2 separate regions of the Homo sapiens genome follow, and region 2 is linked to region 1. The links are chromatin contacts, found by Hi-C or POLR2A ChIA-PET in ENCODE. All regions are on one chromosome and are shown on one strand. The core of a region is the stretch at or near the end of the contact, and the rest is flanking DNA. Distances in the headings are between cores, read along the strand shown.

Region 1 (6,666 bases), core at 350-2,849:
TGGCACATGCCTGTAGTCCCAGCTACTCAGGGAGGCTGAGGCAGGAGAATCGTTTGAACCTGGGAGGCAGAGGTTGCAGTGAGCCGAGATCACGCCACTGCACTCCAGCCTGGGCGACAGAGTGAGACTCCGTCTCAAAAAAAAAAAAAAAAAAAAAAGAAAAGAAAAGAAAGAAAGAAGGGGCTTATTTGGATCAGGTCCCTCAGATTCTGCTGCCTCCGAAGGTGGGAAAAAATGTCTGAGCCCAGCACTGCCTCACTCAAAGATTCCTGTCTCAGATTTGTTCTATCTTGGATGGGGGTGTGAGGACACTGGCTCCATACATTCTCCAAGGGAGATTCTGGGACCATTCCCATTTCATAGAGAGAAATGGTTACTCAGCTAGAAAGCAGTGCGATCTGGGTCTGAGTCCGGATCAGAACGCTTTGTTTTTTGAGACAGAATCTCGCTATGTCTCCCAGGCTGGAGTGCAGTGGCACAATCTTGGTTCACTGCAACCTCAGCCTCGTGGGCTTAAGGGATTTTCCTCCCTCAGCCTCCCGAGCAGCTGGGATCACAGGCGCCCACCACCATGCCAGCTAATTTTTGTATTTTTAGTAGAGACGGGATGTTGCCATGTTGGCCAGGCTGGTCTCAAACTCCTGACCTTAAGTGATTCGCCCGCCTGGGGCTCCTAAAGTGTTGGGATTACTGGCATGAACTACCGTGCTGGCCTGGATCTCAGGCTTTGTTGAGCTGTTAACCAAGCTGTCAATCTCCCACCCTCCTGGTTCCCCAAACTTACACCACCATGAAAGACCCTCTGACCCCTTCCCTCTTCCCTAGCTGGGCTGGAGCTGGGGGAGGGTGTGCTGGGGCGTCCCACTTCTCAGCTTTGGGCCACGGATAAGTCAGCTCTGGAATTCCCCCAAGTAGAAGCAGCCCTGGACTTCCCCAGGGGCAGAGAGGATGAGGAACAGAATATACATCTTGAGGGGGGTGGGGGTCCCTTAAGCCTTGTTGGGTTGGCACAGAGCCAAGTTCCCAAACCATCATGATCGAGTCCTGGGGCCAGGTGCTGCGCTGGGCCAAGATACCCTGCCAGGTGGCCGCTATAACGTTTCCCGTTTTACAGCTGAGAAACTGTAAGAGACGCAATCTAGCCAAGCAAGGCGGTGGTTCACACCTCTCATCCCAGCTACTCGGGAGGCTGAGGCAGGAGGTAAGGCTAGACCCCCGGAGTTCAAGACCGGCCTGGGCAACAAAACGAGGCCCGCCCCTCCCCTCCATCTCCAACCCCCTACCCTTTTTTAAAGCTGCAATCTATAGCCCAAGGCCACACGTGGAGGTATGCAGGGTCTGGATTCGAACCTACTGGCTGTTGCCTTTCAATCGCTGTCTCTAGCCCCTCCTTCCCATAAACAGCTACCTAAGCATGCATGACCTGACCCGGGAGCCGGTCCTCCCGGGGCTTCGGAGAACTGGCCCGACGGCAATCCCCACCCCGACTCACCTGGGAACAGAGCCCCGAGCAGGACCAGGAGTGCGGGCAGCGCGGGCCGGGGGCTGCTGGGAGCCATAGCGAGGCTGAGGTTGCAACTCTGAGTAGCAGAGGAGCTCAGCGTCGACTGGGGCGCGTGATCCTTTATAGCGCTAGCCACCTGGGGGCCAAGGGGCGGTGCTGCTTTCCCGGAAACCTCGCGCCTTCCCCTCCGGAACAAATGCTGCAGTTATTTCCGGACTGACAGGGTGCCCGGGCCGAGAGGGTCATCCTCCCTCGCTGGCCGCTTCAGCTCCGGAATTTCCAAGCTAAAGCAATCGGGCGGCGGTGGCAGGGCGATGACCCCGGGGGCTGCTCCCGGCCTCCACGCCTCCCGTTTCCCGGCCAGGCTAAGCTTGAATCACGGTCTACACCGCGCTAAGCGGTTTATTAAGTACTTTTAAATACTGCCAACTTCCCCGGAGAGTGGAGACTGTTATTGTGTCCATTTCACAAAGCGGTAAACTGAGACTCCAGGCTGCGAGGGGGTCCGAACTCAAGTCCTCCCTCTCCAGCTTACGCAGGCCTCTTTAATCGAGTGGATGAGCCCCCTGCCTGGGTGGGGGCCCAGGAATCCTCCCCGGGCTCCCTCCACTGAGGGATGCCCCTCCCCCTAGGTCACGTCCACACCTAGCTGACACGGGCATTTCTCGAGAAGCGGCCAGAGCAGAGCCAGGCACCTCCCGGCGACCGCTAACCGTGGGAGTGACGAAGCGCGGTCTCACCACGTCCGGGGAAATCGGCGTCCTCTCTCTACACCCGAGGGCACTCACCCCGGCGGCCTCCTCGCTTCCCCTTTCGGCCTTGGCCGCGGAGGCGTCTTTACAGCTCCCAGAAAAAGGAAGGAAGCTGCGTGATCCCTACGCGCCGAGCCCCTCCGCTGGCGTCCCAGGCTCCGCGGGGAAACTGAGGCAGCTAGCTTGGATCTTGACGAGGGAGGGGAGGGGGACGCTCGAAATCCCTGCCTGTCGCTGGGAAACTGAGGCAGCAGCCCCCAGGCGCAGAGGCGAGGCAGGGAGAAGGGGCGCTCGAACCCCTGCCCTACGCGCGAGGCTCCGGCAACTCGAACCCAGGCTCATGCACTAAATATGAGCGGGTGTTTGCTTGGCCACCGCCTGTGCGTGTGACCCCAAGACTCGACATCCACCACGTCGAGGCTGGGTACTCTTAAGTCTCCGAGCACCAAGCCGCGCCGCCTAAGGCTTTCCTGTTGTGGGGCGCGCGCGGCGTCGCCATGGAGATCTCCGAGGGGCCAGGGAGGTCGCGCAGCAGAAGGGGAAGCGAAGGGTCCCCGGACGCGCAGGCCCTTCCTATCGGGGAAGGGGGCTGCGAGTCACTGGCCATCCAGAGACGCATATTTCCCCCGCCTCGGTCATTCCCAAGGAATTTCCACGGGGATATTTTTTTCTTGGGGGGCTGAGGAGTTCTGAATTCCCGCCCCGGAACGGCCTGAGCAAAGTCACAGGGTGGGACGGGGGACGCCCCTGGTCCTCAGAAGGCCTGGGAAAATCCTGCGCCACGGGTTCTTCCTCGGGCGGGTTCCACTGAGCTCTTGCCCCGGCCCGAGGTGCGCGAGCTCCCCCGCGCGGCCCAAGTCCCACTTGCAGCCACAATGGTGCCGTTCTTTTCTCAACATGTGGCTCAATGTTTTTTAAGCGCCTACTGTGTGCTTGGCGTCCTTCCAGGTACTGGGGACACAGGAATGAACAGAGTCAGACAAAAATCCACCTGGGCGCGGCTCCCACCTGTAATCCCAGCATTTTGGGAGGCCGAGATGGGAGGATCACTTGAGCCCAGGAGTTCAAGACCAGCCTGGGCAACATAGGGAGACCCCCATCTCTATGCAAAATACAAAAATTAGCCGGGTGTGGTGGTGCACACCTGTAATTCCACCTACTTGGGAGGCTGATGCAGGAGAATCTCTTGAACCCGGCAGGCGGAGGTTGCAGTGAGCCAAGATAGAGGCACTGCACTCCAGCCTGGGTGAGAGTGAGACTCAAAAAAAAAAAAAAAAAAAAAAAAAAAGGAACAGCCAGGAGAACAGTGTGGCTGGAGCAGGCTTAGCAAAGGAGAGATTCGAGGAGAGGAGCGGGCAGGGAGATGACAGGGCAGATAGGTGCAAGTTCCTGTCACCTGAGGAGGACTTTGTTGTTTTGTTTGTTTGTTTCTGAACCCCAGTCTCGTTCTGTCACCCAGGCTGGAGCACAGTGGTGTGATCTCGGCTCACTGCAAACTCTGCCTCCCAGGTTCAAGCGATTCTCCCACCTCAGCCTACCGAGTAGCTGGTACTACAGGGGTGCGTCACCACGCCTAGCTAATTTTTGTATTTTTAGTAGAGATGGGGTTTCACCATGTTGGTCTCTAACTCCTGACCTCTAGTGATCCGCCCCCCTTGGCCTCCCAAAGTGCTGGGATAACAGATGTGAGCCACCGTGCCTGGCCAGGACTTTGGCTTTTATGCCCAGCGAGGTGGGAGGTATAGAGGGTTCTGAGCAGAGGAAGGACCTTGCCCTAACTCAAGTGTTCACAGGGGCCCAGTTGAGGCTTCAAGAGCTGCAGCCAGGAGATGGGAGAGGAGGTGACTGTTCTAGTCCAGATGAATGATAGTGGGGCCTGGACTGGGCAGTGTCCTTGGAGAAAGGGCTGAATTTGACATCCGTTTTGGAGGCTGGGCCAACTGGAGGTGCTGGGACAAGGGGGATGACTCCTTGATCAGGGTCCGAGCCTTTTGGAGGATGGCGGGTCACTTTCTGAGATGGGAGTGGGATGGCTATGGTAGGGGGCAGGCTGGCAGAGAGAGACGGCACCTCCCAGTCCTCCGTTCCCTTAAGCGTTTTTCAAGGAAAAGGGAAGCAGATATTTCCTAGACCTTTGTTTCTGTCTCCAGGAAGGGCAGGGCTTCCTCCCGGTTGCCAGACAGTCAGGCAGGCCAAAGAATGGCCTCAGACCAGAGGCTGCCCACCAAGGGCAGAAGCCATCCCATAGTGTCCCATGCAAACGCCTTGCAGTTCCCTCAGCCTGGAATGCTCTTCCCTTCAACCCCAACAAGGCTGGCTCCTCCTGTCTTGTGGCCTGAGCTTTCTCCTAAATGAGTGTCCCCCCTACTCCATCCTGGGCCACATCCTGGGCGTTCCTTGTCACTCGCCTTAATATTCGAATTCCTTAACTCATTACTTGCTGAATTTCTTTTTTAATTTTTTGAGACAGAGTTTCACTCTGTCACCCTGGCTAGAGTGCAGTGGCACGATCTCAGCTCACTGCAACCCCTGCCTCCCAGGTTTAAGTGATTCTCCTGCCTCAGCCTCCCGAGTAGCTGGGATTACAGACATACGCCACCAGACCCGGCTAATTTTTGTGTTTTTAGTAGAGACGGGGTTACACCATGTTGGCCAGCCTGGTCTCAAACTCCTGACCTCAAGTGATCCACCTGCCTTGGCCTCCCAAAGGGCTGGGATTATAGGCATGAGCCACTGCTCCCGGCCTATTTAGTTTTTTTTTTTTTTTTTTTTTTGAGACAAAGTCTCGCTCTGTTGTCCAGGCTGGAGTACAGAGGTGTGATCTCGGCTCACTGCAACCTCCGTTTCCTAGGTTCAAGAAATTCTTCTGCCTTAGCCTCCCAAATAGCTGGGATTACAGGCACCCACCAACACCCCTGGCTAACTTTTGTATTTTTTTTTTTTTTCAAGATGGAGTCTCACTCTGTGGCCCAGGCTGGAGTGCAGTGGTGCGATCTCGGCTCACTGCAACCTCCACCTCCCAGGTTCAAGTGATTCTCCTGCCTCAGCCTCCCAAATAGCTGGGACTACAGGTGCGTGTCACCACGCACAGCTAATTTTTTGTATTTTTAGTAGAGACAGGGTTTCACCGTGTTAGCCAGGATGGTCTCGATCTTCTTACCTCATTATCTGCCTGCCTCACCCTCCCAAAGTGCTGGGATTACAGGCGTGAGCAAACGCACCCGGCCAACTTTTGTATTTTTATTTTACTTTTCATTTTATTTATGTAAATTTTTGTGAGGTCGTCTCACTCCGTCGCCCAGGCTGGAGTGCAGTGGTGCAATCTCGGCTCACTGCAACCTCTACTTCCCAGGTTCAAGCGATTCTCTTGCCTCAGCCTCCCAGGTAGCTGAGACTACAGGTACCCACCACCACATCTAGCTAATTTTTGTATTTTTAGTAGAGATGAGGTTTTACCATGTTGGCCTGGCAGGTCTAGAACTCCTGACCTCAGGTGATCCGCCCGCCTTGGCCTCCAAAAGGCGTGAGCCACTGTGCCCGGCAGAGCTTATCTTTGATTACAGATTTCTTCTGGGGAATAGCTTAGTTTGTGGTTTTGTTTTTCAAAACTCTGCTTCAGCAAAGATGTGGGGAAAAAAAAAGGGCTATGGAAACTCTTCTGATTCCAGTTTTGGTGATGGAAGACAGCCACCAGGAAACCCTGCCGAAAGAATGGGTCAGATCAATAATCTGAGCGGTCCCAGTCCTCCTCCAATGGCTGATGGATGAGGAAGGTAAATATCAGTTCTAAGAAGCAGACAACTGGACATGCACATTCATAGCAGAAGGAAACCGTCAAAAAGTAGAGGGAAGGTGGGGTGCAGTGGCTCACCCCTGTAATCCCAGCCCTTTGAGAGACTGAGGTGGGAAGATCACTTGAGATCAGGAGTTCAAGACCAGCCTGGGCAACACAGTGAGAACCTGTCTCTACAAAAAACAAAATAAGTAATCCCAGCACTTTGGGAGGCCGAGGCAGGCGGATCACGAGGTCAGGAGATCGAGACTATCCTGGCTAACACAGTGAAACCCCATCTCTACTAAAAATACAAAAATTAGCCGGGAGTGGTGGTGGGCGCCTGTAGTCCCAGCTACTCGGGAGGCTGAGGCAGGAGAATGGCGTGAACCCAGGAGGTGGAGTGCAGTGAGCCGAGACCATGCCACTGCACTCCAGCCTGGGCAACAGAGTGAGACTAAGTCTCTAAATAAATAAATAAATAAATAATAAATAAAATTTAAGGCCGTGTGCAGTGGCTCACACCTGTAATCTCAGCACTTTGGGAGGCCAAGGCAGGAGAATCACCTGAGGTCAGGAGTTCGAGACCAGCCTGGCCAACATGGTGAAACCCTGTCTCTACTAAAAATACAAAAATT
Region 2 (6,546 bases), core at 664-3,163, 210 kb before region 1:
TTCCTTTTTTTTTTTTTTTTTTTTTTTTGAGACGGAGTCTCGCTCTGTCGCCCAGGCTGGAGTGCAGTGGCGCGATCTCGGCTCACTGCAAGCTCCGCCTCCCGGGTTCACGCCATTCTCCTGCCTCAGCCTCCCAAGTAGCTGGGACTACAGGCGCCCGCCACTACGCCCGGCTAATTTTTTGTATTTTTAGTAGAGACGGGGTTTCACCATTTTAGCCGGGATGGTCTCGATCTCCTGACCTCGTGATCCGCCCGCCTCAGCCTCCCAAAGTGCTGGGATTACAGGTGTGAGTGAGCCACCGCACCTGACATTTTTTTTAAAATGTAAATCTGTGTGGAAGTGTCTCAAAAATTAATATTGCCTCAGTGAATGAAATAATCAGAGACTTGTTTTGTCTGCCTTAACTGAGTATATATAAAAGTTGTTTTAAAATTTTGTATTTGACCGGGCGCGGTGGCTCACACCTGTAATCCCAGCACTTTGGTAGGCCGAGGTGGGCGGATCACGAGGTCAGGAGATCGAGACCATCCTGGCTAACACGGTGAAACCCCGTCTCTACTAAAAATACAAAAAATTAGCCGGGCGTGGTGGCAGGCACCCATAGTCCCAGCTACTCGGGAGGCTGAGGCAGGAGAATGGCGTGAACCCGGGAGGCAAGAAAAAAAAATTGTTGTTGACTGGCAAATTCTTTTTATTTATTTATTCTTTTTGAGATGGAGTCTCACTCTGTTGCCCAGGCTGGAATGCAGTGGTGTGATCTCGGCTCACTGCAACCTCCACCTGCTGGGTTCAAGCGATTCTCCTACCTCAGCCTCCTGAGTATCTGGGATTACAGGCCCATACCGCCACTCCCGGCTAATTTTTGTATTTTTTAGTAGAGGCGGGTTTTCACCATGTTGGCCAGGCTGGTCTCGAACTCCTGATCTTATATGATAACCTCGGCCTCCCAAAGTTCTGGGATTATGGGCGTGAGCCACTGCGCCCGGCCCTAAATGATTTCTCATGTGGCATAGTGAGTTCCTTCATCAGCTAGTTTCGGTTTCTTCCCATCTTCATGGGGTGAGCTGAGTCTTTTGCCTTCCCGTCTGCTCAATTGGGGGCAAGGGAGCACAGGGGGGTCTTTGGGCCTTCTATCTATGGGTGCCACAGAAGCGTTTGCAGGGGTCGGCCTTAAACTGGAAAGGAGGAAGGGACTGATCTCAGAAAAAGGGGGGATGACAGATGCCTTCTGAGTGTGGGGAGGACAACGATAGGAAACACTCTGGAAACGGGGAACAGCACCAGGCCCCTTCTCGGGAAGAAGAAACAACGCTGGGGAGCCTTGAGGAAGGGGGGACGGCTCTGGCTCTGGGGTCTCCTCAGGAGGGGATAATGGCATGGGGGTCCCCGCCAGAAAGAGGGGATGATGTCCGGGTTTCCCGCGGGAAGAAAGGACAATGCGGTGCTGGCCATCAGGACAGGGTAGTGACAGCAGGGTCCCCTCAAGAAGGGCGGATGACGCCAGGATCCCCCTCAGGAAGTGAGGACGACTCTGGGGTCACTCAGAAAAAAAGGGATGACGCCAAGTGTCCCCTTCTGGAACGGGCGACTGGTGTCAGGATATTCTCAGGAAAAGAAGGACGACGCTGGGGTCTGCCGAAGAGACTAGGAACGACGCTGGGGCCACTCTCAAGACGTTGTGAGGCCTGGATCCCCTCAACCGCTTCGGGGTCCGGGGCTCCCGCTATCGCTCTAGCGCCTTTGGCTCCGCACGCCTCACTTCGCTCAGCTCTCGGCTTCCACCAGCGAGGCGACCGCGCCTCTCATTGGCTGCCTTTTCAAGTGATGACAATTACACCAGCCAATCGTAGTCGGGAAAAAAACTCCCGCTCGTTCTCGCCTCGCCTCCCCCCTCGTTCTGCGAGTGCGCTGGGTCCCTATTCTGCTGTAGCCCGCCCCCCCGCCCCTTAGCCCTACTCTAGGGGGCGCTCACGGGCTCCGACTCCCAGCCCTACCTCCTTCCCTGCCTATGCCTGTGACCCTTTTTATAATAATAGTACTTACTTAATAGGGCTGTTGTGAGCATTTACCTCGATGATTTACGTAAAACAAACAGTGCTTGTCACATAACAACCTCTCGGTAAACCTAAGCTATTGTTATTTGGATTTTACAATGGGGGAAACTGAGGCATGGTTTCCCCCCTTGGCCAGTAACCTGCCCAGACTAACCCAGCCATTAACTTGGCTGAGTTGGAGCCAAAATCCAGGAAAGCTGAATCTAGAATCTGTGTGCTTATCCACCACGTTTTTGTGCCTCCCAGATAATAAATACCAGATGTTTTTCATTTCCCCTGATTATAAAATAACTTTCTGATTATAAAAGTAATATAGACTGGGTGCAGTGACTCACGCCTGTAATCCCAACACTGAGGCAGGAGGATCGCTTGAGCCCAGGAGTTTGAGACCAGCTTGGGCGACATAGTGAGAACCCATCTTTACAAAAAGTTTTTTTAAGTAGCTGGGGGCAGGGGCAGGTGCCTGTCAGCTATTTGGGAGGCTGAGGCAGGAGGATTGCTTGAGCCTGAGAGGTCGAGACTGCAGTCAGCTGTGATTGCACCACTACACTCCAGTCTGGGTGACAAATGAGACCCTGTCCCAATCAATCGATCATCAATGAATGTAATATATGCTCATTGCAAAATGTTCAGAAAATGTCAAAGACTACACAAGACACAGATCTTTCTTTTTTAAAAAATTATTTTAGTATTTATTGATCATTCTTGGGTGTTTCTCGGAGAGGGGGATTTGGCAGGGTCATAGGACAATAGTGGAGAGAAGGTTAGCAGATAAACATATGAACAAAGGTCTCTGGTTTTCCTAGGCAGAGGACCCTGCGGCCTTCCGCAGTGTTTGAAGACACAGATCTTTCTTAATCCCACCACTGGAGACACTGTGAATATCTGGATGGGTAACTGCCTTTTCTCTGCATGTTACTTTTCAGTAGGATCATATAATACAGAATATTTTGAAACCTGCTGTTCTGACTGTGAATATCTCTGGCCATTTCAATAAACATAGATCCACCTGATTTTTTTTTTTTTTTTTTTTTTTTGGAGACGGAGTCTTGCTCTGTTGCCCAGGCTGGAGTGCAGTGGCACAATCTCGGCTCACTGCAACCTCGGCCTCCTGGGTTCAAGCAGTTCTCCTGCTTCAGCCTCCCGGGTAGCTGGGACTATAGGCGCATACTGCCACGCCCGTCTAATTTTTTGTATTTTAGTAGAGACAGGGTTTCACTGTGTTGCCCAGGCTGGTCTCGAACTCCTGAGCTCAGGCAATCCACGAGCCTCGGTCTCCAAAAGTGCTAGGATTACAGGCGTAAGTCACTGCGCCCAGCCCACTTGATCATTTTTAATGGTTGCATATTATTCCATCATATAGGTGAAAAGTAATTTAATAACTCCTTAATAGTGGTCACCTGGATTATTAATAATTCTTCACTATTCTGACCAAGGAGAATAGAGACATTTTTTACTTTAGATATTTGAGCATTTGCATCTTTGCATCTTTTTTTTTTTTTTTTTTTTAGACAGTCTCACTCTGTCACCCAGGCTGGAGGGCAACGGCACGATCTCGGCTCACTGCACCCTCCACCTCATGGGTTCAAGCGATTCTCCCACCTCAGCCTCTGGAGTAGCTGGGATTACAGGCACCCACCATCATGCCTGGCTAATTTTGTTATTTTTGTGGAGATGAGGTTGGTTTCACCATGTTGGCCAGGCTGGTCTTGAACTCCTGACCTCAGGTGATCCTCCCACCTTGGCCTCCCAAAGTACTGGGATTACACGCATGAGCCACCGTGCCTGGCCAAGCAGTTGCATCTTTAAAAAAATATTTTTTGGCCAGGCACGGTGGCTCATGCCTGTAATTCCAGCACTTTGGGAGGTCGAGGCGGGTGGATCATGAGGTCAGCAGCTCGAGACCAGCCTGGCCAAGATGGTGAAACCCTGTTTCTACTAAAAATACAAAAATTAGTCGGGCGTCATGGCGCATCCCTGTAGTCCCAGCTACCTGGGAGGCTGAGGCAGGGGAATTGCTTGAACCCGGAAGGCAGAGGTTGCGGTGAGCTGAGATCGTGCCATTGCACTCCAGCCTGGGCGACAAGAGCGAAACTCCGTCTAAAAAAAAAAAAAAATTTTTGGCCGGGCACTGTGGCTAACGCCTGTAATCCCAGCACTTTAGGAGGCCAAGGCGGGCGGATCACCTGGGGTCAGGAGTTCAAGACCAGCCAGGACAACATGGTGAAACCCCATCTCTACTAAAAATAAAAAAATTAGCCGGGCGTGGTGGTGGGTGCCTGCAGTCCCAGCTACTTGGGAGGCTGAGGCAGGAGAATCGCTTGAACCCGGGAGGCCGAGGTTGCAGTGAGCCAAGATCACACCATTGCACTCCAGCCTGGGCAACAAGAGTGAAACATTGTCTCAAAAAAAAAATTTTTTTTAGAAACATGTCTCAGGTCTAGGTGCGATGGTTGACACCTGTAATCCCAGCACTTTGGGGGGGCGAGGCAGGAGGATCGCTTGAGTCCAGGAGTTTGAGAACAGCCTGGGCAACATGGCGAGACTCCATCTCTACAAAAGAGCAAAAAAAAAAAAAAAAAAAAATTTAGCCTGGCATGGTGGCAGATGCTTCTAATACCAGCTACTTGGGAGGCTGAGTTGGGAGGATCACCTGAGCCTAAGGAGGTTGAGTCTGCAATTAGCCACTGCAGCCTGGAGCCTGGATAACAGAGTGAGATCTTGTCTCGAAAGAAAGAAAAGAAAGAAGGAAGGAAGGAAGGAAGGAAAGAAGGAAGGAAGGAAGGAGAGAAAGAAAGAAAGAAAGAAAAAGAAAGAAAGAAAGAAAGAAAGAAAGAAAGAAAGAAAGAAAGAAAGAAAGAAAGACAGACAGACATGTCTCACTATGTCACCCAGGCTGGTTTTGAATTCCTAGGCTTAAATGATCCTCCCACCTCAGCCTCCAAAAGTGCTGAGATTCCAGGCAAGAGCCACTGCGCCCAGCTGGTTATGTTTTTGATAAATATTGTCAGACCATTCCTGGAAAGCTGTATGTTCTAGCTTGCACGAACAGAAATGAGCTGTGAAAATGCTTTGCAAAAGAAAATAAAAAATAAATGTCTTATTTTGATTTGCATTGACTTTTTTTTGTTGTTGTTTGAGATGGAATTTCACTCTTGTTGCCCAGGCTGGAGTGCAGTGGCATGATCTCAGCTCACTGCAACCTCCACCTTCCAGGTTCAAGGGACTATCCTGCCTCAGCCTCCCGAGTAGCTGGGATTACAGGTGCCCGCCACCACGTCCAAAGTGCTGGGATTACAGGCGTGAGCCACCACACCTGGCCGGCACTGACACGTTTTTATGCTGTTAGAGAGGGAGAAATACTACCTACATCTCAAGATTTCGTGCACCTGAAATAACATAAAAGTATGGGGACAGCTATCACTGTTGAACAGGCACTGGGTGAAGCGAGGTCCTCGTCTTATTTCCTCGAATTTTCTCCATATTGTGCGATCTCATCCCAGCCCTCAGTTTCTTCAATTGCAAAATGGAACCAATGCTAGTCCATATCTCAAGAACAGCTGGAGAGTCAATGAGATAATCTTAAAAAGTTTAGCACAGGATAGAGCCCTCTAAAGTCTGGGAGAGGCGGAGCCATTTGCTCAAGACCAGTACCAGGAAGCCTGCAAGCCTTGATGTCAATTTCAGATAATGAACCGACTCCACTCCTTCCCCAGGTTCCCCTGGCCTCCTTCAGATTACGTGGCCTCCCTGCTGTGCCCCACTGCCCTTGTTCACCTTTGCTGGAAAAAAGGTGAATTCCCCACCCTGGAGAGCCAGCTGATGGTCATGTGTCATTGCCATTTTTTTTTTTTTTTTTTTTTTTGAGACAGAGTTTCACTCTTGTTGCCCAGGCTTGAGTGCAATGGCACAATCTCCACTCACTGCAACCTCTGCCTCCCGGGTTCAAGCGATTCTCCTGCCTCAGCTTCCTGAGTAGCTGGGACTACAGGTGTGTGCCACCATGCCTGGATAAGTTTTGGGGTTTTAGAGAGACGGGGTTTCTCCATGTTGGCCAGGTTGGTCTCGAACTCCTGACCTCAGGTGATCCACCGGCCTCGGCCTTCCAAAGTGCTGGGATTACAGGCGTGGGCCACCGCACCCGGCCATCACTGCCATTTTTGACCCATATTTTCAGTCTGTCCCAATACAGGAGGTGTTCCGAACATCACATCTGCCCTTTTTTTAAAAAAATTTTTTTTTTTTGAGACGGAGTCTTGCTGTCGCCCAGGCTGGAGTGCAGTGGCATGATCTCGGCTCACTGCAGGCTCCACCCCCCGGGGTTCACGCCACTCTCCTGCCTCAGCCTCCCGCGTAGCTGGGACTACAGGCGCCTGCCACCTTGCCTGGCTAATTTTTTGTATTTTTAGTAGAGATGGGGTTTCACCGTGTTAGCCAGGATGGTCTCGATCTCCTGACCTTGTGATCCGCCCGCCTCGGCCTCCCAAAG

The links. Hi-C counts contacts between places; a loop is a spot of excess contacts on that map. ChIA-PET counts read pairs that join two places held with the same protein, here RNA polymerase II (POLR2A). Pooled maps may share reads with other maps.
Region 2: a loop to region 1 is called in a pooled map, with 4 times the contacts of the local background. The contact joins the enhancer-like site here to the promoter of ICAM1 in region 1. A Hi-C loop is called at or near these places in 1 of 168 maps with a recorded cell type or tissue (naive thymus-derived CD4-positive, alpha-beta T cell), 1 of 37 single-sample maps with no recorded cell type and 7 of 50 pooled maps. POLR2A ChIA-PET finds 5 or more read pairs at or near these places in 1 of 52 experiments (HepG2).

The regions. Positions count from the first base shown.
Region 1 is chr19:10,266,053-10,272,718 of GRCh38, reverse strand. It overlaps ICAM1 (intercellular adhesion molecule 1), which reads right to left and starts at 1,599. Exons shown (of 7, transcript NM_000201.3): 1 at 1,493-1,599. The coding sequence starts at 1,559. It overlaps LIMASI (lncRNA inflammatory and mucous response associated, antisense to ICAM1), which reads left to right. Exons shown (of 4, transcript XR_007067138.1): 2 at 5,925-6,029. RefSeq lists enhancers at 798-1,037, 1,948-2,037 and a silencer at 4,392-4,686.
Region 2 is chr19:10,474,443-10,480,988 of GRCh38, reverse strand. No RefSeq gene overlaps it. Among named protein-coding and RNA genes, the nearest start is that of KEAP1, 26 kb to the left of the region's middle. RefSeq lists an enhancer at 1,677-1,746. Within about 2 kb of position 1,913, at least 6 of the 41 ENCODE cell types and tissues checked have a DNase peak (open chromatin) inside an H3K27ac peak, as active enhancers do.